2 separate regions of the Mus musculus genome follow, and region 1 is linked to region 2. The links are chromatin loops, found by intact Hi-C in ENCODE. Cell type or tissue: left cerebral cortex. All regions are shown on one strand.

Region 1 (5,000 bases), 170 kb after region 2:
AACAGTTCCAGCTATGAAAGGCGTTTAGGCCCTTGAGTGGCATGTAGAGCCACTGAGATACGCTGATGGTGTTTAAGACAGGCTCAGGGCAGTGCTGTGTAAGAGTTGTGGCAGATTCAATACACACAGAATTTTTCTAGTCTTGCCCTCAACTGTTGCTTTTAAAATTAAATACGTTTCCTGCAACTTATCTTTCCTCACTCCCTGGTTCATTCCATGGCTTTTATACTGCTTTCCTGCACCAGCTTGAAATCACGCCATTGTATCTGATGAGATCTTGGGCTTCTAGAAAAAATGATCTGGAAATGCCATCTGGCTAAACCATTAGATGTGTCCAGGCAGACACTCTGCAGATTATCTCCAGGAAGGAAGAAAAATAGATGAGCGTCTTAGAACTATTTATACAGTCATCCTTCAGGCTTTGGCCTGGAAAACAAGAAACTGGGACTTTCAGGTTTTTTGATTGCCTCCCCCACCCCCGCCGCCACCACCCATATTTTGTGAAGTTTAAAGTATAACCATCTGTTTCAAGAGATATAAAAATCTTGAATTCAGTCTTTCTCCACATCAACGGGATACTAACCCTTTGGGAAATCTTGTACTGACGTGTTCTGCTAATTGTGGCAAAACCAGAATACCACAGCTCATTGTCTGCGCACTTCATAGGCTTTCTCACGGCTGCTGAAGGAGCACTGGTCTCTGAAATGCTGACAGTGTTTCTTCCCTGTTTGATGATGGACGGTGATGCAGTCCTTACTGTTTATGTTTATTCTGTTTAGAACATGCTTGCTTCAACAGCTCACATGCTAACGTTGGAGCGCTATTGAGAGCATTAGCATGGCCTCTGCGCAAGACTGACCCGCATATCTGGGAAGTGGTTTATATTTAAAAAAAAAAAAAAATCACCAAGACAATTGCTGGTAATTCAAAAGCATTTGGTGATCAATTGAACTTGCATTCATTCTTATAGCATAAAAGGATGTGTGAGTGAAGAACACTGCTCTAAAATTCACCATCAGAATTCTCATCCCAGGCCTAGTCGGCCATCACTGGAAAGAGAGGCCCATTGGACTTGCAAACTTTATATGCCCCAGTACAGGGGAACACCAGGGCCAAAAAGGGGGAGTGGGTGGGCAGGGGAGTGGGGGTGGGTGGATATGGGGGACTTTTGGTATAGCATTGGAAATGTAAATGAGCTAAATACCTAATAAAAAATGGAAAAAAAAAAAAAAAGAATTCTCATCCCAGCTCCACTGAGCACCCACTCCATTAATGTGCTAGATTCAATAGTTTTCCCAAAAGTCAGAGGCAAAATATGACATTATGGCTACAGGAGACCACCTCGGGAACCTCTCTGCACTGTCTCCTTAATTTTTCAAAATTCCAATTCACTCTTTCTCTGTCATCTTTCAGAAATAATTTCCTGTTCCATTCTACTAATTGTAGCGGTTGGTGTTCTCTTGCAAATTGTGTTACCACTACCCCCCCTCCCCAAAACAACAACAACAACAACAAACACGTTGCAGTGTCCTACACACAGGCTAAAAGAAGCCTGCCCCCAGGCTGGATTTGATTGTGGTACAGCCAATGGCTGGGCAAAGGGGCACAGGACAGGACCCTTAGAGTTGTGCGGGGTAAGACGCAGGAGGAGGAGGAGGAGGAGGAGAAAGCTAGAATTGTGCTGACCCAGGAGAGACACAAGCAACAGACTTAGAGCTGCAGACGGAAAATCATCTGAAATGTAGGAGTAAAGCAGCCTCCAAAAGGGCCGCCCAGAAGCGTCTTGGGCAGCAAAGACCAGTGGGCTTCGCAGAAGGTAACAGGGCAGCAAAGTTAAAGTAGATTTAAAAGATGTTGAGCCAGGAGTACCAGAGGGAAGGACATGCTAGCCTCGGAAGGCTTACAAGTGCCCAGCCACTGAGCTAATAAGCCATGTTAAAAATAAGCTTTTGTGTATGTGTGTGTGTGTGTGTGTGTGTGTGTGTGTGTGTGTGTTTCATTCGCAGATCCAAAAATAGCTCCTGGGCAGGGGTGTGCGTGAGACCTGCCGGGAGCCAAAGCAGTGTAACAAAAAACTCCCGCTACAACTAATAAGCTCGTATTGAGCCCTGTTGCCTATTAATAAGCTCTCATTGAGCACCAATTGTTTTCTGAGCAACGTGTTGAGTGCTGAAGATAGAGATATACACTAAGAACAAGCCATGTAGAGCACTACCTACCACACAGTAAGAGTGTTCCAAAGCAGAGTTGAGGGATTGGTGGGGAGGGGCTACTATTCATAAAGCAGAGAATCATACATTCTCCCACACTGTAGGACTCGGCTATTTGGTAGTTAATTCCTTCTTATTTTATTATTGCACCTACTTTTAAAATCTCTGTATGTTCAAAATATGCTTTTCATCTTCTTTTACTCTGCCTGTCTTACTGCGTGTCTCACAGATAAATATAACCTTTCCTTGCACCGGCTGGCTGGATTTGTTGGAGATGTAGAAATCAGGGGGAAGGAAGATCTGGCGCAAGCAGAACTGCAGCAGCTGCCTGAGTTAACAGGCCGAAGCCAGAGTGTGGAGACAAAATTGGCAGCTATGTCACACTTGCCTAGCAAATATGCCTCAGGCTATCAAGGGAAAGGAACAACAAATGACTCAGGACTAGGAAAGCTCCCCCTAGCTACAAAGAAAACAGAGGGGAAGGCCTGGTAAGGTCTTAACAGGACTCCCAACCACAGGTACCTCAGGACACCGGTGCTGTGTCTGTTCCTACAGATGATCAACTTTAGAGCCCCGTAGGTGGGACATAGGACAAATCAAACGTAAAGGACAGGAGTGAGGAGGTGGTTTGCAGGTGAAGAGACTGTGACTTTGAACTATGATGTAAAAGAAACAAGTGGTGGCCCCCTCTTCACCCCTGCCTCCCCACCCCCATGTTAGCAGTTAGTCTGGGTGTGGTGCCCCAGTCCTCCCGGCCACCACCCCCATACCCCTGGCAATGGACAAACACCTTGTTTGTGGGGTGTTCTTATATCAGTCATGGGCAGAGCAGATGGCAGTTTTTTTGTTCATCCTGACTTGATGCCTGGCTTGAAGGCTAAAGTTGCTTTATGCCTAGGCTTTAGAAAAATCAAATTAAATTAAATTGAGGCAGCGCTGCACAGGAGAAGGAAGACAAACACCTGTGGGCGACCATACCTACCACCCACAAACCTGCCCTCCAGCACATGGCACAGGCAGGCCATAGATACCTGCTTTCTGCTGCAACACACAGCACACAACACACAGCATGGATAGAGGATGTCACCCAGGGGCCACCAACCGCACGGCCAACCTGCAGCAGGAGCCACCACAATGTGTGAGCATGCGGTGGGCAGATGGAGAGAAAGTCCCATCTGTGGGGCAGCTTGAGCATTATGAAGAGAGATGGATCTGGAGACTTGAGGGTAGAGAGGAGTAGCCTGTTGTGAGTGGCCAGCCTGGTCACCTGGAGTCATGGTGAGGTCCCCGCTGGAGTTGTCACTGAGAGCCAAGTCTGGGTCTGTGGCTCTGCAGCAGCATGAGTTGATGTTGATGTCTATGGCTCATATTACCACGACAGAAGATGGGCACATCCCTGTTTGAGGCAGTCACAGGGACCTGTGGATGGCTAGGGGCTGTGCATAAATTCTCCTTGTCCCTCACTGGATGCAGTGTTTGGGGAAAGCTGGCCCCACCTCTCACTGGTGGGAACACTCGGTTGGGAGAGTGGGCCCTGCACCTCACCGAGGCAGCACAGTGGAGCTAGCCCTGGTGGGAGCAGTGTGGGAGTGCTGACCCTGCCACCCATCTGCCATGGGATGGCACGGGCACAGAGGTTGATGCCCTTCATCCCACACCCTGCCACCTCTGGTAGTTGGGAAAGCTCCCCACGGAGTCATGGGCTCAGGAGAGCTAACCCTGTCCATCACCAGCTACAGCACTCAGGAGAGCAGACGCTGTACCTCATCTGGGCAGCACAGTAGAGCTGGACCTGGTGGAGAGAGCACAAGTGAGCCAGCTCCAAGGGCACTGGGAGAGCTGGCCTCACCACTCATCTGGCATGAGGTGGCACGGGTGTGGGGATGATGTCCTCCACATCACCCCCTCACTACCTGCAGTAGTCAGGAGAGCTGGCCTTGGAGGCATGAGAGCAGGACAGCTAGCCCTGCCTCACCTGGGCAACACAGCCCTCATGGTAAAGGCATGGGTGAGCCAGCCCCAAAGGTGTGAGAGCCTGAGAGAGCCGGTCCAGCCCCTCACAGGCTGCAGCCCTTGGGAGAGTGGGGCCCTCACCTTGACTGAGAAGCACAATGGAGCTGGCTCTGGAGGGGTGGGCATGAAAAAGTTACCCCCCAAGGGCATGAGAGAGGAGATCAGCAGAAGGCAGCAATGCCAGCTGATGCCAGCATTGGGTTTCCTAGCTGGAACAGTGCTGGAGAGCTCATATGAGGGGGTGTGGAGATGAGCTGGGTGGGGGTGCGTGATGGGAAACTCACAAAGAACCAATACAAAGTTTAAGACAATAAATAAAATTACAACAAAAGAGATATCTTCACTGAAGGAAATGTGTTTCTTTTAGCAGAAAAAAAAAAAGAAGTTGCACAAATAGTACTCTAGCTTGTATTTAATTTTAAAGTTTATTGCACTGTAATTTAAAAATATTTTTACTACTCTTCATTTGTAGAATTTATTGAAACATATTTAATGTATTCTACTAAAGCTTTTTCTGTGACAGTTTTAAAACAAGATGCACCATTAAGTTTTATACCAAAGGAATCCATCTATTTCATTGCTGTGCCCTTAGCACCAAAATTGTTCTGGCCCCCAAAGAAGCATTTAGTGGGTATTTGTAAAATTAATGAGTGAATTTACTGACACACAAAACTATAACTTTGCCTGCTGAACATCTTAGGGAGAGTATAATTGAAATACATTATATATTTTCAAAGCATGAGCATGTTGTATTAATGGGAAGTTAAATTTATTTTC
Region 2 (5,000 bases):
GAGGCAGGGGCAAGCAAATCCCTGCAATTTTGAAGCCTGCCTGTTTTACATTTTGAATTCAGAGCTAGCCAGGACTACATTATGAGACTGTGTCTAAAAATGCAAATTGCAAGGGCTGGAGATGTGGCGCAGCAGTTCAGAAGAGTTACTGGTCATGCAGAGGAACCTGGTTGAGTTCTTAGCAGCCACACCAGGCAGCTAACAACCACCTGTAACTCCAGTTCCCAGGGATCTAGCTCTGGTCCCATCTTGTGGACTATATTAGCACTTGTACACATGTGTTACAGAAAAAACTTAGCAAGCATATACATATTCCTGTAAGATTAAAAATTGTTTTTAAAAATTATAAAAGAACTTTGCCCTCAGTGAAAGTTCAGTTGGTCGCTGACTTATAATAGTCAGGAGAATAAACTCCATCTTTTTCAGCTTTGGCACGGCCCAAGAATAATAGCATCCATCACAAGCACTGTGAGAATGTTGGATCCTCCTCCTCCTCCTCCTCCTCCTCCTCCTCCTCCTCCTCCTCCTCCTCCTCCTCTTCCTCTTCCTCTTCCTCCTCCTGACTCAGAGTGCACAATCCTGCCCTGGTGCTAGGCAGTAGCTGAACCACAGCTCCCACTCAGCTGGGAGCAAGAAGGGAAGCAGCCAGCAATCTGCAGAGTCCTGTGTTCTGACCTGTGGCATCTGGGCTGGATTATTTCAACTTGTGGGTTCATCTTCATGTAGCCATGTCATTAATCAGGGAGCATCTGCACTTTTAAACCATCAAAAAATAAAGTTCTAACTTTCTCTTTTCCCCACTGTGCAACTCGGCTGCTACTGAAAATTCACTTCTGTTTGTTGCCTAGAGTCCTGAGCCTCTCTGTACCTCTGTCTGAGCTGCAGAGCTCTTCTCCAGGCTGCAGTGGGGGTACTCACTGCGAGCTTCAGCACTTGCCGCTGTGGACTTCCTAGAAACGATCTTCAACTGCTTCAAGTAAACCCCATGAGGCTGCTGTGCTTGTTTACAAATGTGAAATCGAGCAGTAAGTTGCTTCTCTCATTTACTATGTGAACATCTTTTCAACAAACATGTAGGGGTTTTAAATATTACAAACCATGAAAAGCAAACTTTTCTCTACTGAAATACACATTTTTTTTCGTTGTGTGATTTTTATCAAAATGCTGAAATAAACAGTTTTGTGCATTCCCTCAGTGTGTCAATATGTTAAATTCTTAGACATGGACTTGCTTCTCCAAATGATTTTTAACTTTTTAAGGCAACACACACAGTTTAGTTTCCAGAAAACATAAAAGCAACTGGGTAGTAAACCAATCAGGCTGGACAGCCAAGAATTTAAAAGTCAAGCAAGTATTTTGAGGAGATACAAGGATCCCTGGGGTTCCCTTAGCCAGCCAATCTAGCAGAATTGGTAAGGTCTCTAGGTTTTGTGAACGATTCTGTATTGAGAAGGAGAAGTAATTAAGGAAGATACTCAGCATTGGCCTCAGGCCTACAACGTGCACATGAACACACACACACACACACACACACACACACACACACACGCAAACAAGGATATGTATGAAGCAGGCTAATGATGGGTGACAAAATGGAATCTTAGAAGTAATCCAAAGGACTGTTTTCCAGGAAAGGGTTTTGTAACCTGAAAATTTTCCCACTTTACTGTTTTAAAAATAATATCATTTTAAATCAAAGAGTTCTACTGTAGTATTTTATTTAACACAAAATTGTATTGCAATGCATGAAATAAAATACTGTTTCCAAAATTGTTTTAGAGAAACACAAAGGAAGTCAATAATAAAAGTGGACTAAAGATTCAACAAACAGAAAAAATCAGAAAGGTAATAGACTTCAATTCACCGTATGTGACGATCACTAAATGTGCACGCTCCAATAGGAAGGCAGGAACAGTCTAAAATGTATGCTGCCACTTTAAACAGTCTTGCATGGGAAAGAATCAGATATACTACTTACATAGCATTCATAAGAAAGGTGACATGGCTACACATAAATGTAAAGTAGACCAGAATGTGAAATTTTATGTTGATCAAGAAGGGCATGTTGTGATGATAAAAGGTCAATGTACCGAGAAGACATAAATCGCTATGTCTCAAGGGAGTTTCAAGGATGAGAAAAACTGACAGAATTCAAAGAAATAATAGACAAATCCAGTCTTCCTTGTTAGAAAACTCCATAGTTTCTCAGAATTAGACGGAAAAACCATTAACATGGAGGTCAGAAAGCTGGCAGAGACGGTTCTGGCACTCAAGGAATTGAAAACACTGTGTTTCTGTTGACTGGGAGACAAAGCTCTTCCTCTTACTGTTACTACACAGAGGCAAGGCTGTATGTACCATTGTGTAACCAACACTGACCTGAAATTTGGAAAAAGACAAACCCAGAAGCCAGTAATGAGAATCCCTTAACTAATACGACAGGATCGCTTATTCCTGACTTTAAACTAGTTCTGTATTAGAAGAGGTAAGGTAGGTGACCTAGCGGTTCGGGTGAAGGGCTTCGTTAAGCATGGTGGCAAGTTTCTACCTACCTGGAAAGCTTGCTATGAGTGTTACAGAGGGGGTGAAGGGCAGAGACAGGTGCGGTGACTCGGAGAACAGCCAAGAGGAAGCGGTTGTTGGAGGCGGCCAGAATGAGGGGAAGTATAGGGCTGGGTAAAGGAGGTTTGGGGGAGCCGTGGACACTACATTGTGTAGATTCTTTAGTTACAGTTAAGGAAACCCCAACAGGGGTGCACCTTGTGCAGGCAGGGTCCACAGTGGCGACAAGGCAGGGTCCACTGAAGGCGAAGGACAACCTTGGCAGGGCTATCTAGCGCCTGCACGCAGGTGCTGCACCCAGAGAGCTCAGAGCCTGGGGACACTCGGACAGGACTCCGCGCGGGTCTGAAGCACTCGTGGAATGCCAAAACCATCTCTGTCCCGCGTCACGGCAGCCCACGCTCGGGCACCCCCTGGCGGAGCTGGTCGGCGGCGCGGGGGCAGGTGCCGGGCGGAGCCGGGCGCACGGGGCGGGACGAGGCGGGCGGAGGGCGGCGGCGACCGCCGGTCCACAGAGGCCGCGCGCCCAGCCCGCCCGCACCGCGCCATGGCCCCGCGCGCCCGGCGGCGCCGCCAGCTGCCCGCGCCGCTGCTGGCGCTCTGCGTGCTGCTCGTTCCACTGCAGGTAAGGATCCGCACCGCTGTCGCCTGTGGTCCCCCAGGGTCGAGGTCCTCTGGCGCGCCCCAGCCTCACGAGCACCAGGTGAAACTCGGGGTATCCGGATGGAGACCCCAGCTGGTGCGTGGATCTAAGGGACGGCGACTGGGAGGGTGCTGCGGCTTGGAAAGCTGAGGTTTGCAGAAGCCGGAACCTGGGCCACGGGATCTGTGGAGCACGGAGCTTGGGTGCTACCTTGTTTCTCCGGGTGCACCTAGTAGGCTCTTCCCATCTGTAGCTAACGCGGACCTCTGCGACCCTCAGTAAGATTGTATGTACAGACCAGGTTAGTGATTCCTTCCTAAAACCTGCTACCCTTGGGGGCGTGCTTTCAATCCGCGTGGGTCCCTGGGAGTGCAGGGTCCCTGACTTGGTCTTCACACCCTTCCCTATTTTAGTTTTCTCTCCATCTGCCCCACTGCGAAGGCGGAGAAGTGTAGGAGAGATGTCCTGGATGAGAGTTGGAAGTTTCTTTGGCCAAGCTGACAAGCTTTCCTTTTCGTATGTTCCCTTTTCTCCCTCCGCCCCACAAACAGTTCATGGATCGGCAGGAGTTGCTTGTGCTTAGAAACCTTTGACCATGTTAGGATGAAATATGTCTTTGCAATGGCAGAAACTAGGGTAGTGATGTGCCTCGAGCTATTACTGATGCCAAGAACAAGCCTTGCAATCCCTGCCTCCACCTGGGATGGGTCTGGGCCCAATGGTGATGGACAGGATGTAACTAGAATGCATAGTACTTGGGGACCAGGGCTTTTCTGGCAGCTCTTCAGGCACCATCAGCAGCCTAGAGGAGGAGGCAAAAGTCAGTGTGGAGAATCTCCTCCCTGCAGCCTAAGTCCCTGCAGGAAGAGCTCCCAGATCCCTGAATCCCGCGTTAGGGTCCCTCTGGAGTCGCTAGTGCTTGATAAAGAGCTTGGATCCCAGTTGCTGGTCTGCTGGCAACTGAGGAGTCTCACTGCGGTTCCCGGGAGTGATTTCTTTACCACCGTGTTACTCAGTGTGGCAGCCACCCCAAGCACCAAGCCAAATGTTCACTTCTGTCCGGGTAGACTGAGCTGTTCAATGAAGGGAAGCCTGCTAAACATCATGTGCGCTTGGGGGTTCCTCTGCGGGAAGGGAAAATGTCAGCGAGGTTTCTTGGCTCAGCAGTTTTAGATTCTCCTTTCTCCTGTTAAAACAGTCTTTGGCTTCTGTGAATGTCACTGCCCTAGGTGACCTGGCTGTGTTTGAGGTAAGGAGAGAAGAGAAAGGCAGCTTAGCTGACACCAGGACAGAAATAGTGCAAATGTACTTAAAAATTGGAGCTGCACAGTAAAAAGACTCGCTCTACTTCATTGCCAGCAAATTGGGTCTCTTAGAGTGGGTGAGGGAGGGCAAGGCGCGAGGACCTAACAGAATCGACCATTTGAAGCACTTCAAATGTTGCTTGCTTAATGAAGTGATCAACAGGTCGGACAGGGAGCTACCTTTAAAAACAAAAACAAAAACAAAAACAAAAACTAAAAAACCGGGTCTCTATCAATAGCTAGCTGCCTCAGAAAACCTGCCTGACCACACAGTGAGAGGGAAAAACGTACCCACATTTGATTCTAATAACAGACTAGCATAGCGTTTGGAACTAGCTGGCAGTTCTCCTATTTTGTATGTATGTCTGTGTGCAGGCATGTGCTGGGTGTGTTCTTGGCTGTGCTGGGTATGGGACCAGGGGCTGGTCTGCGAGGACCAGGGGCTGGTCTGCGAAGACCAGCATCTCACCACTAAGCTACATCCTCCACCT

What was found. Hi-C counts contacts between places; a loop is a spot of excess contacts. Peaks named below come from ENCODE experiments on the same cell type or tissue, not always from the same donor. Only the 100,000 strongest peaks of a DNase experiment are listed, where the experiment ranks them.
Region 1: a loop joins it to region 2, with 4 times the contacts of the local background. A loop is called at or near these places in 2 of 42 quality-filtered maps.

Annotation. Positions count from the first base shown.
Region 1 is chr1:105,944,772-105,949,771 of GRCm38, forward strand. It overlaps Gm26214 (a small nuclear RNA gene), which reads left to right and starts at 785; the gene lies at 785-889. In left cerebral cortex, a CTCF peak has its summit at 2,668; DNase peaks (open chromatin) are centred at 398, 586, 2,523 and 3,176; H3K27ac peaks cover 1,144 bases.
Region 2 is chr1:105,777,643-105,782,642 of GRCm38, forward strand. It overlaps Tnfrsf11a (tumor necrosis factor receptor superfamily, member 11a, NFKB activator), which reads left to right and starts at 3,081. Exons shown (of 10, transcript NM_009399.3): 1 at 3,081-3,187. The coding sequence starts at 3,110. In left cerebral cortex, a CTCF peak has its summit at 2,963 (motif pointing left); DNase peaks (open chromatin) are centred at 2,677, 2,985, 3,688 and 4,277; H3K4me3 peaks cover 2,024 bases; H3K27ac peaks cover 875 bases.